Linked DNA regions of Homo sapiens: region 1 is linked to region 2. A link is a loop called in an ENCODE intact Hi-C map of the cell type or tissue named here. Cell type or tissue: dorsolateral prefrontal cortex. All regions are shown on one strand. Links, peaks and the distances in the headings refer to the core of each region. The heading gives the core; the rest is flanking DNA.

The links. Peaks named below come from ENCODE experiments on the same cell type or tissue, not always from the same donor. Only the 100,000 strongest peaks of a DNase experiment are listed, where the experiment ranks them.
Region 1: a loop joins it to region 2, with 2.3 times the contacts of the local background. A loop is called at or near these places in 2 of 110 quality-filtered maps.

What each region holds. Positions count from the first base shown.
Region 1 is chr1:242,672,646-242,678,134 of GRCh38, reverse strand. No RefSeq gene overlaps it. Among named protein-coding and RNA genes, the nearest start is that of PLD5, 150 kb to the right of the region's middle. In dorsolateral prefrontal cortex, for the core only: no CTCF peak of the experiment used is centred there; no DNase peak of the experiment used is centred there; H3K27ac peaks cover 1,776 bases.
Region 2 is chr1:242,782,940-242,788,428 of GRCh38, reverse strand. No RefSeq gene overlaps it. Among named protein-coding and RNA genes, the nearest start is that of PLD5, 260 kb to the right of the region's middle. RefSeq lists a silencer at 128-422. In dorsolateral prefrontal cortex, for the core only: no CTCF peak of the experiment used is centred there; a DNase peak (open chromatin) is centred at 3,418; H3K4me3 peaks cover 738 bases.

The sequences.
Region 1 (5,489 bases), core at 211-5,210, 110 kb after region 2:
ATGACTTTCTGAGGGCAAATAGATGGATAGAGACCTGAATGAAGCGAGGAAGTAAGCCACGCAGATATCTGGGAAAGTGTTTCTCAGGTAGAGGGTATGATTGTCTCAATGTTATAGATTCATGGAGGGTCAGAGCTGCTTCATAATTTCCCAAAAATTCACACAGGACTGTTGAGCGGTAGAGGTGAGATTCCAAGTTGGGTCCATCTGGTGCTGAAGCACAGGCTTGGAAATCAGCTGTACTCTGTTGGGTTCTACTACCCAGGTGAACTATTTTCAAGTGGTTGAAACATGTTTTAGCACCTGATGAAGTATGAAGAACGCGTTTCTACTACAGACTGAGGGCAGAAGCCTAAAAGCTGAATGGACTATGTATGGCTTTGCAGAGAGTGTTGAGTCTAGCAGACTCCAACAGCAACGTCAAGAATTACGTTATGAAGTGTCTTGCAGCTTGGCAGTTGAACCTCATAAAAGATGGGTCAAGAAAAGAGTCAACTCTAAATAATCCAAATTAGAATAATGAATTAAGTCTGCTTGTGTTGGCTTGGAAAGATCTTCTCTAATGCTTTTGGGATCAGGATGGGGAGAGTTGGTGGGGGATGAGTGGGGGACAAAATTACAATGAGAATGGATTGTAACTACATGTCACGTAATGACATTTCATCAATGACGGACCACATGTACCATGGTGGTTCCATAATATTATTATTATTTTTTGAGATGGAGTTTCACTCTTGTTGCCCAAGTGGAGTGCAATGGCATCATCTTGGCTCACTGCAACCTCTGCCTCCAGGTTCAAGCGATTCTCATGCCTCATCCTCCCAAGTAGCTGGGATTACAAGCATGCGCCACCACGCCTGGGTAATTTTTATTGTATTTTTAGTAGAGATGGGGTTTCACCATGTTGATCAGGCTAGTCTCAAACACCTGACCTCAGGTAATCCACCCGCCTCGGCCTCCCAAAGTGCTGGGATTACAGGCGTGAGCCACTGGGCTCGGCCGAGATTATAATACTGTATTTTTGCAGTGACTTTTCTATGTTTTGATATGTTTAGGTGCACAAGTACTCACCATCGTGTTACAGCTGCCTACAGTATTCAGTAAAGTAACATGCTGCACAGGTTTGTAGCCTAGGAGCAATAGGCTGTACCATATAGTCTAGGTGTGTGGTAGGCTGTACCACCCAGTTTTGTGTAGGTACACTCGTTGATGTTCACACAGTGATAAAATTGCCTAACAATGCATTTCTCAGAATATATTCCCATCAATAAGCAACACGTGACTGCATTTATCTGGGAGCATATAGGTCATAATGTTGAGATTTTGTAGAAAATACAGCAGAGGCTCAAAAACCATACTAAGTGGACAACAGATTTAATCACATCATTATTGTCAAGAGTGAACAGGAAATACTGAAGCTCATAAAGTCCTAATGGAGCTAAAAATAGTCTTCCTAAGCTTGTCGAAGCTCCTCTTGCAGTGAACATCACTGCTGGGACAGTGCTTCTACTTTTGTCTCTGGTAAAGAGACATTAGCTAATATTAAGGTAAACATCAAGTCAATTCAAATTAACCCTGCCCTGCTCCATTTTTTTTTCATTGTCAACTCTAACGTTTGTTTTCCACTTTAATTCCAGTCATCAAAGCCCATAAAGAAGTGATGAATTATTTATGTTTTGCATAAACATGAAGGGCCATCAATACCTACTGGTGAATTGAATAAAGGTTTAGTTATGCTTCACATTTTCCTGCGGTTGAGAAATAGGAAGTATCATGACAGGTAGCATTTCCAAACAGCCAAAAAATATATCCTTTAAAGCATTGCAATTTTTAGATACCTGAAAATCTTGAATGTTATCATTACCTACTCCTTTAAAAAATTGATTACCCAACCAATATATTAATAAATTCTTCTTATAATAAAATAAAGCATTAAAGTTAAGCCTAAAGTTTTCTTTAACCACCATGCCTAGTTTTTGTCTTCTTCTCAACGCCCTAGAGATAACTGCTGTCAGAAGTTTGATGTCTATCCTTCCAGATACTTTGCTATGCTTATGAAAATATATGTGATTGAGTGGGCCTTAAAAATACATTATCCTGCTTCCTGTATTGTTCTGCAACTTGCTTTATGATTCAACAGTATTTCTTTATCTGATTTCTTTTTAAGAGAACAAATTCATTTTGTCATTTTCAGTCTTCACAACAGAACACAAACAAAATAAACTAATCTATACGTGGTTAGTTTTACTGTTCTAAATTTTGGTTCAACAGAATGCAACTGGATTAAACCAATCCAGTGCAATTTCAAAAAAAGGTGCGCAGACAAGGCAAGAAAAATAAAAGCAGAGAGCCCGAGGTTGCCTTCAGTGGATGACTCGACCAAGACTTCCTTAAAGGGACAGTTTTTTTTTGCATTTGGGCATCAATATACATTTCTGATATAAAGAAACCAGCTTTGAATGTTTGTGAAGTATCTTTGCATTATTCCAGTGACTCGTAGGGACCGTGAGCATATAGACCCCTCTTCAGTGCCATTGCATAAGTTGATTCTGCCTCTTCCTGGCTTAGTATTATTGAAAAACTGTCAACAGACCCAAGGGCTAGCCTATGCTATCTAAGAGGTTGGGACTGTATCTTGTAACTGCTGATGATGACTGAATGCCAGTGTGCAGGAATACAGAGCTCCCTGTGACACAAGTATTGGTGTAGAAAATGGTTCAGGAGAGACTGTGGCCCTTCTCCCAGGAGGGCATATGGAGTAGCCTCTGGATGGCCTCCATTATTCAGCGTAGAAAATACCTCGATGGATTGGAGACACATATGCAGGAAAAAAGTGCTGGTGTAAACAAGCACGCCAATCAATAGGGGGGAAATGCAGAATTTCGTGCTATTAAACTTGCTTGTGCTTCACAGGCAATTCTTGGCTGGCTTTTTCATTAGAGAGAAGTGTGGCCATTGTGAGTCACTCTCCTACCTGCCAGAGCCATTAATCTGTAAGCGCCTGTTAGATCACGCTTGCTGCCTGTTCAAGATGCAACTGTTCTCAGTGAATACGTAGGGCCATGTGATAATACAATTCCCCTGTGTTGTATCTTTTAATTTAAGAAAATTATAAAATAAATAGAAATGTTACAGTCTGCAACTATTTAACGAGGTAAGAAATAGCTTAATTCTCAATTAAATTATAAATTTCCTGACTCAACAAACCCAGCTTCCATACCGTCCATATTCTTGTCCATATTGAGAGTGCTGACTCTTCTTATTGTTGCAAGCAATGAGGCAAAGCCTTATACCATTTCTAGAGCCCCTAGAAACCTATCTTCACAGCATTTTCCATTTCTAACTCTGTTCAAACCATGAGAATTTGTTTATACGGACAAATATTGCTTTTTTGACTCCTCTTCTCTAGATAGTCACTTGGGAATATTGTCTTGTTGCTTTTCTTTTCAGGAGCACCTAAAGCAATATAACCAGTAGGAACAAAACTAAAATGAGAGCTTTTGAAAGCAAACCACCAATGCCTGTCCTGATTTGGCTATACTCATATCCTTTTGTTGTGTCTTATTCTAAAATTTGTTACTCCTGATCATGGTGTAACTTATGATTGCTCACCATTAAAAAATTAATGAAGGATTTATTTAAAAATTCATTTGCAGGCTGGGTGTGGTGGTTCACACCTATAATCCCAGAACTACGGGGTGCCAAGGCAGGCAGCTCACTTGAGCCCAGGAGTTCGAGACCAGCCTGGCCAACATGGTGAAACCCCGTCTTCACTAAAAATACAAAAATTAGCTGGGCGTGGTGGGGTGCACCTGTAAATCCCAGCTACTCAGGAGGCTGTGGCAGGAGAATCGCTTGAACCCGGGTGGTGGAGGTTGCAGTGAGCCAAGATTGTGCCACTGCACTCCAGGCTGGGCAACAGAGTGACATCTCAAAAAAAATAATAAAAATAATAATAAAAATTCCTTTGCTTGTAAGTGTGCCATTTGCTTTCTTATCATGGAACGTTCTTAAGACTGGAGGGGAATGAGACAATGCATTAAGAGTTGGAATTGGCATACTCTTCTATTACTACAGCTTTAATTATTTTATTTTGAAATAATCTAAAACTTACATAAAAGTAGCAAGCATAGTACAAATTACTTTTGCCCTTGAACCCTCTGAGAGTAAGTTATCAGCATGATGCCCATCACTGCTGTAGTGTGTATTTCTTACAAATAAGAGCATTCTTTTCTATAGCCACAATGCAACCATCAGTATCAGGAAATGAACAGACCCCATTCAAGATCTGCCAGTTGTGTCAATAACAAAAAGATGATTCATACTTGTGTTGTGTTTTTCCTGCCTCAGCCCTCATTCCGAAATTCAAAGATCCTTGGATCCTTTTAGTGCCGAATAGTATTTAGAAGCCAAGCATTGTTATTTAGTAGTGATTATTGCTTTTGGGGTGTTGCAGCTCTCAGTCCCTCTCAGAAGACAGGGCTAGGATATGTTTGTACCTGCACATACACATTTACATCTTTATTTCTATATTTAACTATTTGTACACAGAAATTTATGAGTTTACATCAGTACCTCCAATGTCAACCTAACACTACAGAATGCATTCTTGTTTTCTCCCTTTCTGTATTTGTAACTCTCTTCTCTAACAGTGAGAAACCTGGCTCCCATTATCCTTAACAGACTTATTTGTTTGTTTGTTTTTGAGACAGGGTCTCACTCTGTCACCCAGGCTGGAGGGCAGTAACATGATCACTGCTCACTGCAAGCTCCACCTCCTGAACTCAATTGATCCTCCCACCTCAGCTTCCTGAGTAGCTGGGACTACAGGCACATGCCATCATGCCCAGCTAATTTTTGTATTTTTAATAGAGACGGAGTTTTACCATGTTAGCCAGGCTAGTCTCGAACTCCTGAGCTCAATCGATCTGCCTGTCTCGCCCCCTTTAAAGTGCTGGGATTATAGGCCTGAACCACCACACTTGGCCAACATACTTATTTGATCAATTTCCCATACGTAATCCATTGACTATAACACCGCTGCTTCTCCCAGGCTGATGCCTCCTCACCCTACTTAAGCTCTGGTAACTTGTGCCATGCCACTTTCTGCTTTCTTCATCCCATTTGTCCACTAATACCCTGCCACAGGATGCTCTTTCTTATGGGTGCCCTTCTGTTGCTAAAATTTTGAAAGTGGTTTCCTGGGACATTCCTGTGCTCTGGATCCTTCAAGCCACTCCCAGGGCTTTGCAGTGATCTTTAAGCTCATTGGTTTGACATGGAGCAGACTAGGCAAATAGTAGCAGCAATTGATTCAGCAGAAGTTGTGTCAAGTTTCAAGTATGCCTCTTCATGGAAGGGGGAAATAGGCTATGACCAGTCGTTCTCTTTTTCTGCTGCTCAATATAACTAAGGGCCTTGCACTTACTTATTCTTAGGAATAAATGTTGCTGGTAGCTCATCCTGTGACCTCCTGCATGGCTATCCTG
Region 2 (5,489 bases), core at 356-5,355:
CCTAAATATGTCTGTCACACAGGCTCTTAAAATAACAAAATAACACTGAAAAATTGAATGTTTCACCCATAGGCCTTTAGGCTTCAGGCTTTAATATCCTTATAATCAACAATGGCCTATGTCAGTGATGGAAGACAAATAGGTAATGACTTTTGGAGAAATAGTGTTTTACCTTCAGTGTGCAAGAACACATTCTAAAGCTTCCAGTGCTATGACTCAGCCTTCAGGGATGTTAAGGAGAAAGAGGCAAAAATTTGGAGCACGTCTCCTGTGGCTCTGAGGAAAGGCAGAGAGAGAAAGCCTGTAATTACCACCTAAAAGTCCCTGGGGCTCTGTCATGGGCATAATTTTGATTTGAGCTGGAGTTTGTTTAGGGATAGGTAAGAGGAGCTATGTTATGCAGTTGGGGATGGGATACTGGTAGCGGGCAAAAGTGAGGAAGTGAGGAGATTATTTACATCCATTCATTCATTCAATAAATCTTTGTTGAACCTAGTATTTTCTAGGCATTGCTGGGGATAGAGCACTAAACGATATAGACAAAAACCCTTGCCTTCAAGGAGCTTATAGTGTAGTGCGGGAAGCTAGGCAATAAACAAAGAAACAAGCAAAAGTTACAGTATGTCAGAATGTGATAAGTGTTTATGGAGAAGAATAAAGCTGGAGAATGGGATAGAGTGTGCTGGTGGGCATAAGAGTACTATTTTAAACAGAGCAGTGGAGGAGGTCTCCCTGATAAGATGATATTTAAGAAGAGAAGGAGGTGAGAGAGAGAGCCATTGAGGAAGAGGGCATGTGCAAGGAAAAAGGCCTCCCAAGTAAGACGAAAAACAGCATGAGCAAAGAAAGGCCTGGAGACAGCAGTGCACTGGCTTGTTCAAGGAGCCAGATGGTTAGAGGGAGCGACCCTAAGGAAACAGCAGGAGAGTTGTGTGTGGGATGTGGGGACTGTCCAGGGTGTGACGTAGGGCCTTGTAGATTCCTACTCTGCCTGAGATAGAAGCCGCTGCAGAGTGCTGAGTTGAAGGGTTAAGGTGCTCTGACACGGAGTTCCAGATAATCACTCTGGTTGCTGTGCGGAGAGTAAACTATAGGTGAATGCGGGGGCAAGGGAAAGGGTGAAGCAGGCGTGCACATCAGTGGAACTTTCAATAATCCAGATGAGAGATGATGGTGGCTTGAACCTGGGCGAAAGCAGTGGCAATGAGGCGTGGTTGGATCCTGAGTATATTTTGAAGTGAGAACCCACAGGACTTACTGATATGGATATGTTTTACAAGATAGAGGAGTCATAAGTGAAAAAATTAATTCTGTCTGAGCAGCTAGAAGGATGATGTTGCAAGATTGAGGAGACTGGGGGAAGTGTGAAGGAAAAGGTTAGGAATTTCTGGACATGTTGAATACAAAATGACTTCAAAGCATGGAGGAAAAACGAACAAAACCTGAGCCCCCTCAATTTTAATGTGTATTGTTTAGGAATACAGATAGGTGGGATAAAAACTTTATAAAATGGAAAGGAATGATAAACACAAAATATAAGATAGTGGCTTTATCATTCGGAGAAGAAAAGGCAGAGTGATGGGGTAGAGAAGGAACATACAGGTTAATGCAATGAAATTGGTGATGTTCCAGTTTTTAAGTGGAGTAGAAGCTTCATTGGTGTTCATTTTATTATTATGCTTCATAATTTACAGATATCCTCTTGCATTAATCAAATGTTACATGGTAAGAATTTAAGAAGGGAATGAGAGCAGTTGAAAACATGGAGTGTGGACAGCTATTTTGAGGGGTGTTTTTGTGAAAGGAAGTAGAATTTTTTTTTTTTAAGATGGAGTCTCACTCTGTCACCCAGGCTGGAGTACAGTGGTACAATCTTGGCCCACTGCAACCTCCGCCTCCCGGGTTCAAGCGATTCCCCCGCCTCAACCTCCTGAGTAGCTGGGATTACAGGCACACACCACCACGCCTGGCTAATTTTTGTATTTTTAGTAGAGACGGGGTTTCATCATATTGGCCAGGCTGGTCTCGAACTCCTGACCTTGTGATCTGCCCACCTCGGCCTCCCAAAGTGCTGGGATTACAGGCGTGAGCCACCACGCCTGGCCGGGAAGTAGAAATATTGAGTTGAAGTGGGGTCAAGAAGGGGTGTTTTAAAATAGGAATAAATGAGAGGATGTGCATCTGCTGATAATGATCCATAATGAAGGTGATATTGACGGCACAGGAGGGAAAGTGTTTCCTTGCTACAGAGATATCATTGAGTAGGAGAGAGGGTGTAGGGGGTTTCTGGTCTCTTCTTGCTCATTTGAAGGAGTTCCCTTTATATTCTAGACACCATTACTGATTTTAGAAATTGAAAATATCTCCTCCCATGGTCACCGTCCTTAGCACCCTCCATTAAACAGAAATTCCTATATTGGATGTTATCAATTTATTTCATGTTTTGTTCAAGGTATTGTTTCTGAATTTTGTGTAAAGAAGTTTCTCCCTGCTCCTAAGTCATGGGAGTAGTCTTTTATGTTTCATTATATCAACTTTATAGCTTTACTTTTCAATTTTAGGCCTTTAATTCTTCTAGCATCTCCCTTTATTTGTAGCATTAGGCAGTGATCCAACTTCAAATTCTCAAAATGGTAAACTAGTTTTTCCAATACAATCTACCAAACAATCTACCTTTTCCCTAGTGGTTTATGGAAAAACAATTGTTTGCAAGATTTTTTTTTTAAATCCCCCTGAGTATTTGCTTTCTCCAAATTTCCTTTTTACTCTTGATATATTGTGACTCCTGCTTTTTTTTAATTACAAATTATATTTCAGCATCTGGTGAGCCTCCCTGCGTGTTCATATGTTTTAAAATTGTCACACTAAAAAGCTGATGCAGGTGGGGGAGGTTTGCCCATTTGCAGGCACATAGTAGGATGGGCTGGGAGGCGGGGAGTCTGTTTCCTTAGGGAATTCTCAATCTTGGTATATCTTAATTGTTTCATTTAAGAGAAGGCTCTTCTAATATCTTGTCTGAAAGATACCCATTCAGCTCCATGCTGTTAGAAAGGGCGAGGAAAGCCCTGAGGTAAGGGATCGTGTTGAGGGAGATTTTCAAAGTAGAATAGACAAATTGTTTGCTTAAACCACCTGTGTTCCTTGGCACAGTCCTGGCTTACACCACACCTGGGTGTTTCTAATCCAACAGACTCTCTGTTTGATACTCTCAGAGAATAACATCCAGTCTGCTTTCGGGGTTCAGATAGGGGCAATAGTTTGGCTAACAGGGCTTGAGTAAAATATCTGTGGTTCTAGAGTTTTGCTGAAACACGTGTGCCCAGTCTTCTTTAGGCAAAGACTTCTAGGCATACTCCAAGCCTGTGATTCCCGAGACGCAGGAGCCCACATGACATCAGTCCTGTGGCTTCTTGGCTTGGGCCTCTGCTGGCTGGGATTCAGCTTCTGCATGACCACGAGAAAGGCATTTACCATTCCCGTGTCTATTTCCCAGATTCCAGAATTGTGATGCACTTGCTGCTGCTGCTTTTCTGTCTTTTGTGAGGCTGGAGACTTTCCACTCCCTCCTGTTCATCTTTCTTGGGAGAAGGTGCCATTTCTGCTCTCCTCGAAGACTAGGCATCTGGGCTGGAGCATCACCAGCCTCTTCACCTGAGCACCCTGAGCGACTTGATATTTAAATGATGTTCTACCTGATAAGAGGAAATCAGTTCACCTGTTTATGAAGAAAAACAGAACAAAACCTCTAGTGCCCAGAAACTTACCAGGATAGGGCTCCCCACTCCCTTCCACTCTGCCTCCTCCTCTCTCCATCTCCCTCCTAGTCCCACAAAGGTCTTTTATTGTTTGATGCAAACTGAGCCAACTCCTCTTTGAATTGAGCCTTGGTGAAGGTGGCAAATGTTATTATGTCCAAATGACCTTTTCTTAAAGGGGACACAAACCCCTGGATGTTCTAAAATAGAGAAACCAGGGAGTCCAGCCATGCAGCACCAAGCTGTGTGACACACGCTGTTTTATAGAACGTGACACACGCTGTTTTGTAGAACTCCAACAGACCTGCCGGCAAATGCAGCTGGTTAGAAAACAAAAGGCCTTTTTCTCCCTTGTGTGCAATTGCACCCAGCATCCTGGCCAGGAAACAGGTGGCTGCATGTTCAGTGTTTTCTTCTGAGAAAGGAGAAGCAAGATATTTAGATCTCTGCTGAGAGGCAGCTGTTCTCCCCTGGCTTTGTGCTAAGACTTGAGCAACATTCTTCCTAGGACTATAAGATGCTTTCCAGGTTTGTATAATTTTTCTTCCAAAGAGCTTCAAAACATGTGCAAACACAGATTTCAATCCCATCGCCACCCCCAGTTTGTAAATGTAGAACCAGAGAGACATAGAAATTAAGCAACATGCCCACTCTAGCGCCACAAGTCAGAGACAGGACCCGGAACAAAGTTTAAGCCATTTGTCTTTGTTGACTATTACAGATACCCTCATTCTGCTGGGATGATAGTGTAAGTGAGCAGGTAATTTTCAAGATGTTTTAACTGTCGGTTGGAATTGTCAATGTTTGTTTATTAAACTTTCTGACTCAAGGCCATGGTGATGATTTCCAGGGTATTTTTTTAATTAAAAAAAATTAAAAACATAAACAAAGCGCTGAGCATTTCATTGACAAAATTGAACCCGAACAAGCTCAAAAACAGTTGGAGTATCAGCCGGGTGCAGTGGCTTATGCCTGTAATCCCAGCACTCTGGGAGGCCGAGGCGTGTGGATCACGAGGTCAGGAGTTTGAGACCAGCCTGGCCAATATGGTGAAACCCTGTCTCTACTAAAAAATACAAAAATTAGCCAGGCATGGTAGCACGTGCCTGTAGTCCCAGCTACTTGAGAGGGTGAGGCAGGAGAATTACTTGAACCCAGGAGGTGGAGGTTGCAGTGAGCTGAGATCACGCCACTGCACTCCAGCCTGGGCGACACGGTGAGACTCCATCTCAAAAAAGAAAAAAAAAGTTGGCGTATCATCTGTCATAAAGTGGCAATTTGGATGATGAATTAATAATGAACTAATAATATTAAAGTCCTTGGATGGAAATGAGATCCACTGCAGGTGTGCAGAGAAGGCTGGGCAGGTGAATTAATCTATGATCTATGATCTCACACAGAATTCTGCATAGTAAATTTGATTCCCATGGTTCCAACAAAACGAAACACCTAACCACTATATCAAAGATGCCTTAAAAATGTGACAGATGCAGTACAGTCATTGTAGATTGCCTCCAGATGATCATATTTTGCAAAAAGAGAGATGCAAGCACAGAACACTCACAGCTGAGACAGTCACCGCCTAATGAGGGCCCATAGTATTGCTGATGATAAATTCCAATCTCATGGCTCCTACTTCTGGTTTTTCTAAACTACTCTTTATTAGGTTAGGTTTTTATTCCTATGGCCAAAGATATCCTTTGAAGCTGTGATGCTCAAATGGCTGTCTTTCTC